Regions from separate parts of the Homo sapiens genome. Here region 2 is linked to region 1. A link is a contact called in ENCODE Hi-C or POLR2A ChIA-PET data. All regions are on one chromosome and are shown on one strand. The core of a region is the stretch at or near the end of the contact, and the rest is flanking DNA. Distances in the headings are between cores, read along the strand shown. Region 1 overlaps BCAR3 (BCAR3 adaptor protein, NSP family member). Region 2 overlaps ABCA4 (ATP binding cassette subfamily A member 4).

Region 1 (3,634 bases), core at 651-3,150:
TAGAAGTCACATAACAAAAACTTTTTAGGGTCCTCAATAATTTAAAAAGTCTTGAGACAAATGAATTTAAGAACTTCTGCTCTAATATTTAAGTTACTTGCTTTACATAATTTTGATTGAGCCATAAGTTTTCAGTATCTTACCTATGGAGTAGACTAAGGGATATAATTACAGGGGTGTTTTTATTTTTATAAGTAACTATCATAAAAACACTATTAGAAAAAAATTAGAAACTGAGAAAAATGTAAGAAACGACAAATAAAAAAAACTTTCGGTTGCCAAGAAGTTTTATTTTGACCCATTATGTGACACTGAATCATTCTACTCCTAGATTTTTATCTTCTGAAAATTCTTACACTAACGCACACCAAGCCACCTCCACTGACAACAGCACCATCCTACCAGTGTCAAGCATGGCTCCTCTCTTCTCCCACCTCATGTCCAATCCATCAGGAAGTGCTGATGGCTCTGCCTTCACGTTACATTCCTAGAACCCCCTTATTTACCACCTCCCCTGCTCTCACAGGTCCAAACTACCATCATCTCTCATCTGGACAATCACAGTAGCCTCCTCACTGGTCTCCCTGCTTCTGCCCCTGTCCCCTGCAGTCTAGCAGCAACACAGAAGCCAAAGTGAACCTGAGATGCCTCCCATCTCATTCCAGAAAAAATTGAAGTCTTTACTCTGACACACAATCCCTCGCACATCACCTTCTGCCACTCTAACACCAGCTGCTTTCACCAGCTCCAGCCTCTGGCCTCCTCGTTCCTCCATGGAAGAGGCGGACCCTGGCTTCAAAGCCTTGCCCTTCTTCTTCCCCTTAGACATTACAGTTGACTTGTATTTCCACTCAAAAGTCACCTTCTTGGTGAGGCCCTTCCCTGGTCACCCTATCTAAAATTTAATGTCCCCTTACTCCAACTTTCATAGCTGCTTTCCCTGATGCATCTTTTCTGCTAAGCACTCATCGTCAGCTAACAGGATTGACTTGACTGTCTTTCTTATTGTCTTTCCAGTCCTCCACCCCCAGAGTAAAAGCTCCACAGGGGCAGGGATATTGTTTTGTTCACTGCTGTATCCTCAGCCCCTGGAACAGTGACCAGCACAGGGAAGAGACTCAACAAATACTTACTAAATGACTATGTACTAACCACAAAATTGTTTCTAACAGAACATTAGCAAAACCCAAATGTCAGTAGGCAACTAGTTAACTATAACTGTATTTCATACAATGGAATACTGGGTACCCATTCGAAAGAAGGAGGGAGGCCCATACGTTTAATATGGAATGATGTCCAATGAAAAAAGCAAGTTGCAAAGTTATATGTAGTTAGACAGTTTGGCAATAAATAAAATTCCTCCCAAACTCATTTCTTAACGTGATCTTCTTCTCGGAATCTCTTTTCCCATTCAAGCAACATGGAGCACCTACTGCTTCTCCCAAGGCTCCTCCCACTGTTCTCTCCTGCTCCAGTCAGCCTGGGCACACGCTGTCTCCCAGGCATGGAGTCTTCTGCCTTACCCAATACCAGCATCCTTCCTGCCAAGCCGAGATGTTTTTTCAGATACCAAATCACAATTCAAATACAAGTTGTTCCCAGGAAACTTCTTGGTTACCGGAGGTAACACTTTGGGCCAAATGCAAACCTCCTATCTCAAAATCTACATACAGTATCATAGCATTTTAGAGCTCTTCATTCAAGAACATTGACAATTAATTCTAATAATAAAATTCCTTGACAATTTAAATCTGCATTTTCATGTATTGTAAACACAGCTCTTCTTTCTGAAGTTGAATACAAGTCCTGACATGCTATTACATTTAATATTAAAAGCTCTTAGAATATTTAGAAACCGAATTGTAGCCAAATGCTGAACTGTTGTGACACTGATGAGCACTAGAGGGCAGAGCTTAACAGCAAATGATTCTAAAGCTAGCAATCCAGGCCTCTCGTTTTGGTGTTGAAGTTACTGACTCCCTATAGTTAACAAGATCTCCCAAAGAGTAGATAGGTCTAAGTCATAGAAGTTGCCAGAACTACACTTTTAAAAACAGTGTATATCTCTGCCCAAATATGTGAGTATTTAAGGTGACAACAGCAACCCCACAGTTTTTATCCTGTACCAGGTGGGCAAGAGAAGGTAGACTGAGGTTAGGTGCGGGAACCTCTTTGCTGTTTTGCAATAAAAACACCGAAGGATTTCTGGAAAAATTTTAGAGACATCAGCATTACCTGCTTTGCAAAATATAAAATTTTTAGAACAACCTCATTCCCCCTTCCCTAAATTTAAGTGCCCAGTGTGTGTACATTTTAAAATAACTGAAGAGTACAATTGGATTGTTTGTAACTCAAAGGATAAATGGTGATGGATGCCCCATTTACCCTGATGTGATTATTACACATTGTATGCCTGTATCAAAATATCTCATATACACCTACTCTGTACTCACAAAAATTAAAAATTAAAATAAACGCCCTTGTGCATCTGGTGTGGGTGCTCACTCACTAAACAAAAGAAGGGTCTTTGTCCTCAGGACTCACATGCTAGTGAGAAGTCTTATTTTTAAAAGTAAACAAATAAGGCCGGGTGTGGTGGCTCAAACCTGTAATCTCAGCACTTTGGGAGGCCAAGGCAGGCGAATCACTTGAGCTCACAAGTTTGAGACCAGCCTGGCCAACATGATGGTGAAACCAGGTCTCTAAAAAAAAAAAAAAATACAAAAATCAGCCAGGTGTGATGGTGCATGCCTGTAGACCCAGCTACTCATGAGGCTGAAGTGGGAGGATGGCTTGAGCCTGGGAGGCAGAAATTACAGTGAGCTGAGATTGCGCCACTGCACTCCAGCCTGGGTGACAAAGCCAGACCTTGTTTCAAAAAAAATAAAATAAATAAAATTTGGGACAAATGAGGATAATATACAGAGTAATGAGATAGTGACTTGGGGACTGCTTTTAGTACGGATGTCAGGGAAGGCTGTTCTGAGGCAGTGAAATGTGTCAAATGAACCAGCCATATAGCTGGTATTTACTGAGTGCTAAGTACATGTGGGGCACTGTGCTAAGAACTAAGAACTTCACATGTATTCACTGTTTAATCCCCGATCTTCCCATTTACTGTTAAGGAAATTGAGCTCCAGAGAACTTCAGTAACTTGCCCAAGGTCATACAACCAAGAAACGGCTAAAACCGGGCTCTGGATTTGTATTAGTTTCCAGGACTGCCAAGACCAATTACCACAAACTTGGCTACTTTAAAATAGAAATGTTTCTATTGTCTCACAGCTCTGGAGGCTAAAAATCCTATATAAAGTATCCGGAGGGCCACAATGGCTCCAAAGGTTGCAGGGAGGAGCCTGCCTTGCCTCTTCCTCACCTCTGGTGGTTGCTAGCACTCCTCGGCTTGCAGACTCATCCCCCAGTCTCTATCTGTCCTCACATGGCCTTCTCCCTCTACACCTGTGTCTGGTCCAAATCTTCTTCTTATAAGGACACCAGTCAGTGGATTAGGGCCCATCCTTGTCAAATATGACCTCATCTTAATTTGATTATATCTGCAATGACCCTATTTCCCAATAAGGTCACCATTCACAGTTACTGGGGGTTAAGACTTCAACATATCGCTTTTGGGGGAC
Region 2 (3,634 bases), core at 1,135-3,634, 410 kb after region 1:
TCCCGACTAGCTAGCTGTGCAACCTGGGGGCGGAGGTTGGTGGGGGGGTCATGCAACTTTCCTGTGCCAGTTCCTCCTCTGTTCAACGAAATGCTCTGTCCCCTCAAACTATGTTATGTTGGGTGGGTCACATTAGACTTTCCTCATCTGTGAAAAGGGGAAAATACTGGTATCCACTTCATTGTTGTTTTTGAGGACTGGATGAGTCAAACTACACAAAGCAGTTAGAGAAATACCTGGCACATAGGTGAGTGCTGGCTGCTATTATTATCCTTTACATCATCTCGGTAAGAAATCTCTTACTCATGGTTGTTTTTCATTCTCATTCACTGAAAACTTGAGGGCTAAGTCAAAGTTGTTTTCATTTTTCTGGTCTGTCACCAGCTATGGGGGACTTGCCCAAGACACAAACCTGGAACCGGTGACCAAGCTGAGTGAGAAGTACCTTCCCTAAATCACACACACATGCCTACTCTAACTTCTCAGAAGATTGCACAGTTTCTCTTGGGATTGCACCTGCCTCCACAAACAAAACTGAATCCTCAGGTCACAGGAAATGCAGAGGGGGGGTTGAGAAGCCATGGAGAGAGGCTGGGGGAGAGGGTAGGATATGCGGTGCGTATCATAGACTGTGAACAAGTGTCAGGTATCAACTGTTTATCTGACACATGTATACAGTCAGAATTGAATTTTATGTACAAATGTGTATTACTTTAAAATTAAAAATCTAACTGTGAAAACCTCACTTGCATGCACTTGAAGAGAGAGTTCTCTCGCACATTGTCTTGAGAGGCAGGTCAAAGGGAGAGGGATTCCAGGACTCAAAACATGACTCTTCAGAAAGCAGCTCTCAGAGTTGTGGACACCCAGTAGGTTCTTTTCTTTTTTTGTTGTTTAAAAAATGATCCATATGAAGGGATTTCATGGTTTTCAACCAAAATCCTTCTGCCTAGCCGGATTGGAAGTCTTGCTTTATGTCAAATCTGCAAGTTGGACTTGATTGTCTTTAGCTCTGAGATGACTTCATACGGAGGCTGGAGAGTCCTTTACGTTAAGGAAGCAGCTCTGCCCTAATAGCTCTCCAGGGGTCATATTCATTGTTCTTTTAGGAAGGAAATTGAACCCAAAGCTGCTGGATTCCCAGGAATTGTGTCTTAGGCATGTGTCAGCCTTTCCAGAAGTAGCTCTGTAGGTCAGCAGGGCTTTGGGCATCTGGGAGGGAGGTCTGTGAGTGTGTGTGTGGTATGTGGGTGTGTTTAAGTGAAAAGACTTTCAAGGAGCTAACTGGGGATTCAAATGATTTTCCCTTTCTTATTTGGGGCATAACTATTTAGTGCATTTCCCACCATTCACAGCATCCCGATTCTATACAAAGAAAACCTTTATTTAGAAATAAAGTAATTTAAAAAAAAGAATCATTCAGCCATGCAGGCCCTGTTTCCAATCTGATTTTGGCAAATCACAGTAACTTAACATATTAGTATCAATTTAAAACAAATATAAACTTCTTGACCAAGGTTCAGAGAGCAGGGAGATAGGTACCCACAGCAAGGCAGGCTAGGAGAAAGACCCAGAGATGTCATCCTAAAAAGATGTTTTCTGTTCATCACAGGGTCTCTCAGTGTAAAGAGAGGGCAGGTGCATGAACAGTGATGATGCCTCTCTGAGCATGTTCCCTCCAGTTGTAATGATCAGACAACGCAAATATTGCCCGGTTCTCTTGCTTCACCAGATTTCAGTTAGTAAATTCTTAACATTTGAAAAAGTTTGTGCTAAATAGAAAAATATGCCTTTTCTTTGATAAGCAGATACTTTCCCCATTCATTAACCTGCATCAGTACGTAAGTTTAGTTTTGCTCCTGTGTGGGAATACGCTTCTCACACATTCTCTCACATAGAGAGGGGATAGCCTCTCCACTGCAGCTCCTTGGAGATGGGGGCACCCCTGAGAGCTTCAGTGCATCCTAATTAAAGGGAGAATCACTGGGAAATTGGGAAGCTGAGGGGAGAATCAGGAGTATAACAGGGGTGTATGCTATTTCCAGACTTGCCATCCACATGTGCAATCTCTGACTCCACGAATTCACTGGAAGAGCCGTGCATCACCATGCTTCCACTAGAGGGCGCCACGGCACACATGTAGAAGAAGCTCTCCCCAGACACTAAGGAATGTGGCCTGGAGCCAGGGCAGGGGGACCCCAGGAATGATGGCTTACTAAGGGTAAGAGCACAGAGTGTATTCCTCATTAAAGGGAGAGGGCCTTTAGGTGCATGACTTTTAAAATCCCTTTGGGAATGAAGGAAGAAGGAAGAGGAGAAAGAAGCTCAAAGCAAAAGAACAACTGTGTGACCTGCAGAAGTACCCAGTGTTCTCTTTGCTCCCATTAAAATGCATCACAACAGGACACACCCAGCAATACTGGGAGATGGCTGCCAGACGGAACCCAAGTATGGCCCGTCCAGTCCTTACCATCCAGGACTTGTTCTGGAGTTAGGTCATCGACGTGGGCTGGACACGTGGTGGAGAAACCCTTAGACGAGCAGCTGCAGGTCCCCTGCAACAGATGGATGGGATGACTGACAAGATGCACATCCCTTCCATGACAGCCTCTCCCTGATGCCAGCTGCTGTCACCGCCCGCTTTATTTATTTCTCACTGCCAAGTGTAGTCAACACATTTTTTTCTTCACTGTTTAATCTGTTAATTCATCTGAGCATTTTGAGGGTGTAGTCGCTTGATTTTATCCTAGAGAGTGTGTGAGTCACACACAGAGAGGAGCAGAACCTCCAAGGGTCCCTTTGGCTTGTCATCAATTATGTGGCAGCTGTAGGTTCTGCCTGTGGGAGACATTCTGTGCCTCCCTCCCCGTGGATGGACATAGGAAACCCCAGCGGCAGCCAGACACTTAAACCAGAGGCATAAATAATGCTGCCATATCATAATCATGACCATTTGAATGTGAGCAATGCCTGTTCTTAAGAAGCCCAGAGCACATTTATAATACTTTATCTCACTTATCTTCACATCCCTAAGAAATAGAAGCAGAGGTCATTAGCTTCATGTTCCATGTGAAGAAGAAAAAAATACTAAAAAAAAGGAGGAATTAAATAATTTGCCTAGGATGACACAGTTTGTTCACTTCGCAGCACAGACATAAAACTGGGTCTCCTGATGTGCTGAAGTGGTCTCTGCTGGTTGGTACTTTTTGCCTTCATCATTTTTATGTTATAGCACCCAAGGAGGCCTCTTCTTAGTTTTCACTTACCACTGAAATTCAGGTTTAATTAGGGAATATTAATGTTGAAATGAAGCTCAACCAATTGCTCTTAAAACAGCCTAACCTTACAGAATAAGACACTCACTTCTATGTTGCACCAAACCGCACCAAACTGGTGTGTAATCTGGCATGTAATACTTGCAGACCATTTAAAGCTAGTTGTTTCATTTTGGCTAAAGCATCTCTGTAGGAGGAGGCTTCAGAATGTGTTCATCGAAATCTTCTGCAAATGGTCCCAGAACAAAGACACTGATTCTGGTGGCGAGAGCCTGTGTGAGTAGCCATGTCTGGAGTGGCAGCCCCGTGCTGTGTGCTCCTTCTCACCCAGGCCAGGGTCCTTCCCTGGGCAGACACCT

Evidence for each region. A loop is a pair of places that touch in the nucleus more often than their neighbours do. ChIA-PET counts read pairs that join two places held with the same protein, here RNA polymerase II (POLR2A). Pooled maps may share reads with other maps.
Region 2: a map of naive thymus-derived CD4-positive, alpha-beta T cell shows a loop between it and region 1 (17-fold over the local background). The contact joins two enhancer-like sites. A Hi-C loop is called at or near these places in 2 of 168 maps with a recorded cell type or tissue (CD4-positive, alpha-beta T cell and naive thymus-derived CD4-positive, alpha-beta T cell) and 8 of 50 pooled maps. POLR2A ChIA-PET finds 5 or more read pairs at or near these places in 1 of 52 experiments (PC-3).

What each region holds. Positions count from the first base shown.
Region 1 is chr1:93,627,758-93,631,391 of GRCh38, forward strand. All of the region lies in intron 3 of BCAR3 (BCAR3 adaptor protein, NSP family member), which reads right to left. Among named protein-coding and RNA genes, the nearest start is that of BCAR3-AS1, 38 kb to the left of the region's middle. Within about 2 kb of position 1,901, at least 2 of the 41 ENCODE cell types and tissues checked have a DNase peak (open chromatin) inside an H3K27ac peak, as active enhancers do.
Region 2 is chr1:94,037,573-94,041,206 of GRCh38, forward strand. It overlaps ABCA4 (ATP binding cassette subfamily A member 4), which reads right to left. Exons shown (of 50, transcript NM_000350.3): 24 at 2,471-2,555. Among named protein-coding and RNA genes, the nearest start is that of ABCA4, 82 kb to the right of the region's middle. RefSeq lists an enhancer at 1-259. Within about 2 kb of position 2,385, at least 12 of the 41 ENCODE cell types and tissues checked have a DNase peak (open chromatin) inside an H3K27ac peak, as active enhancers do.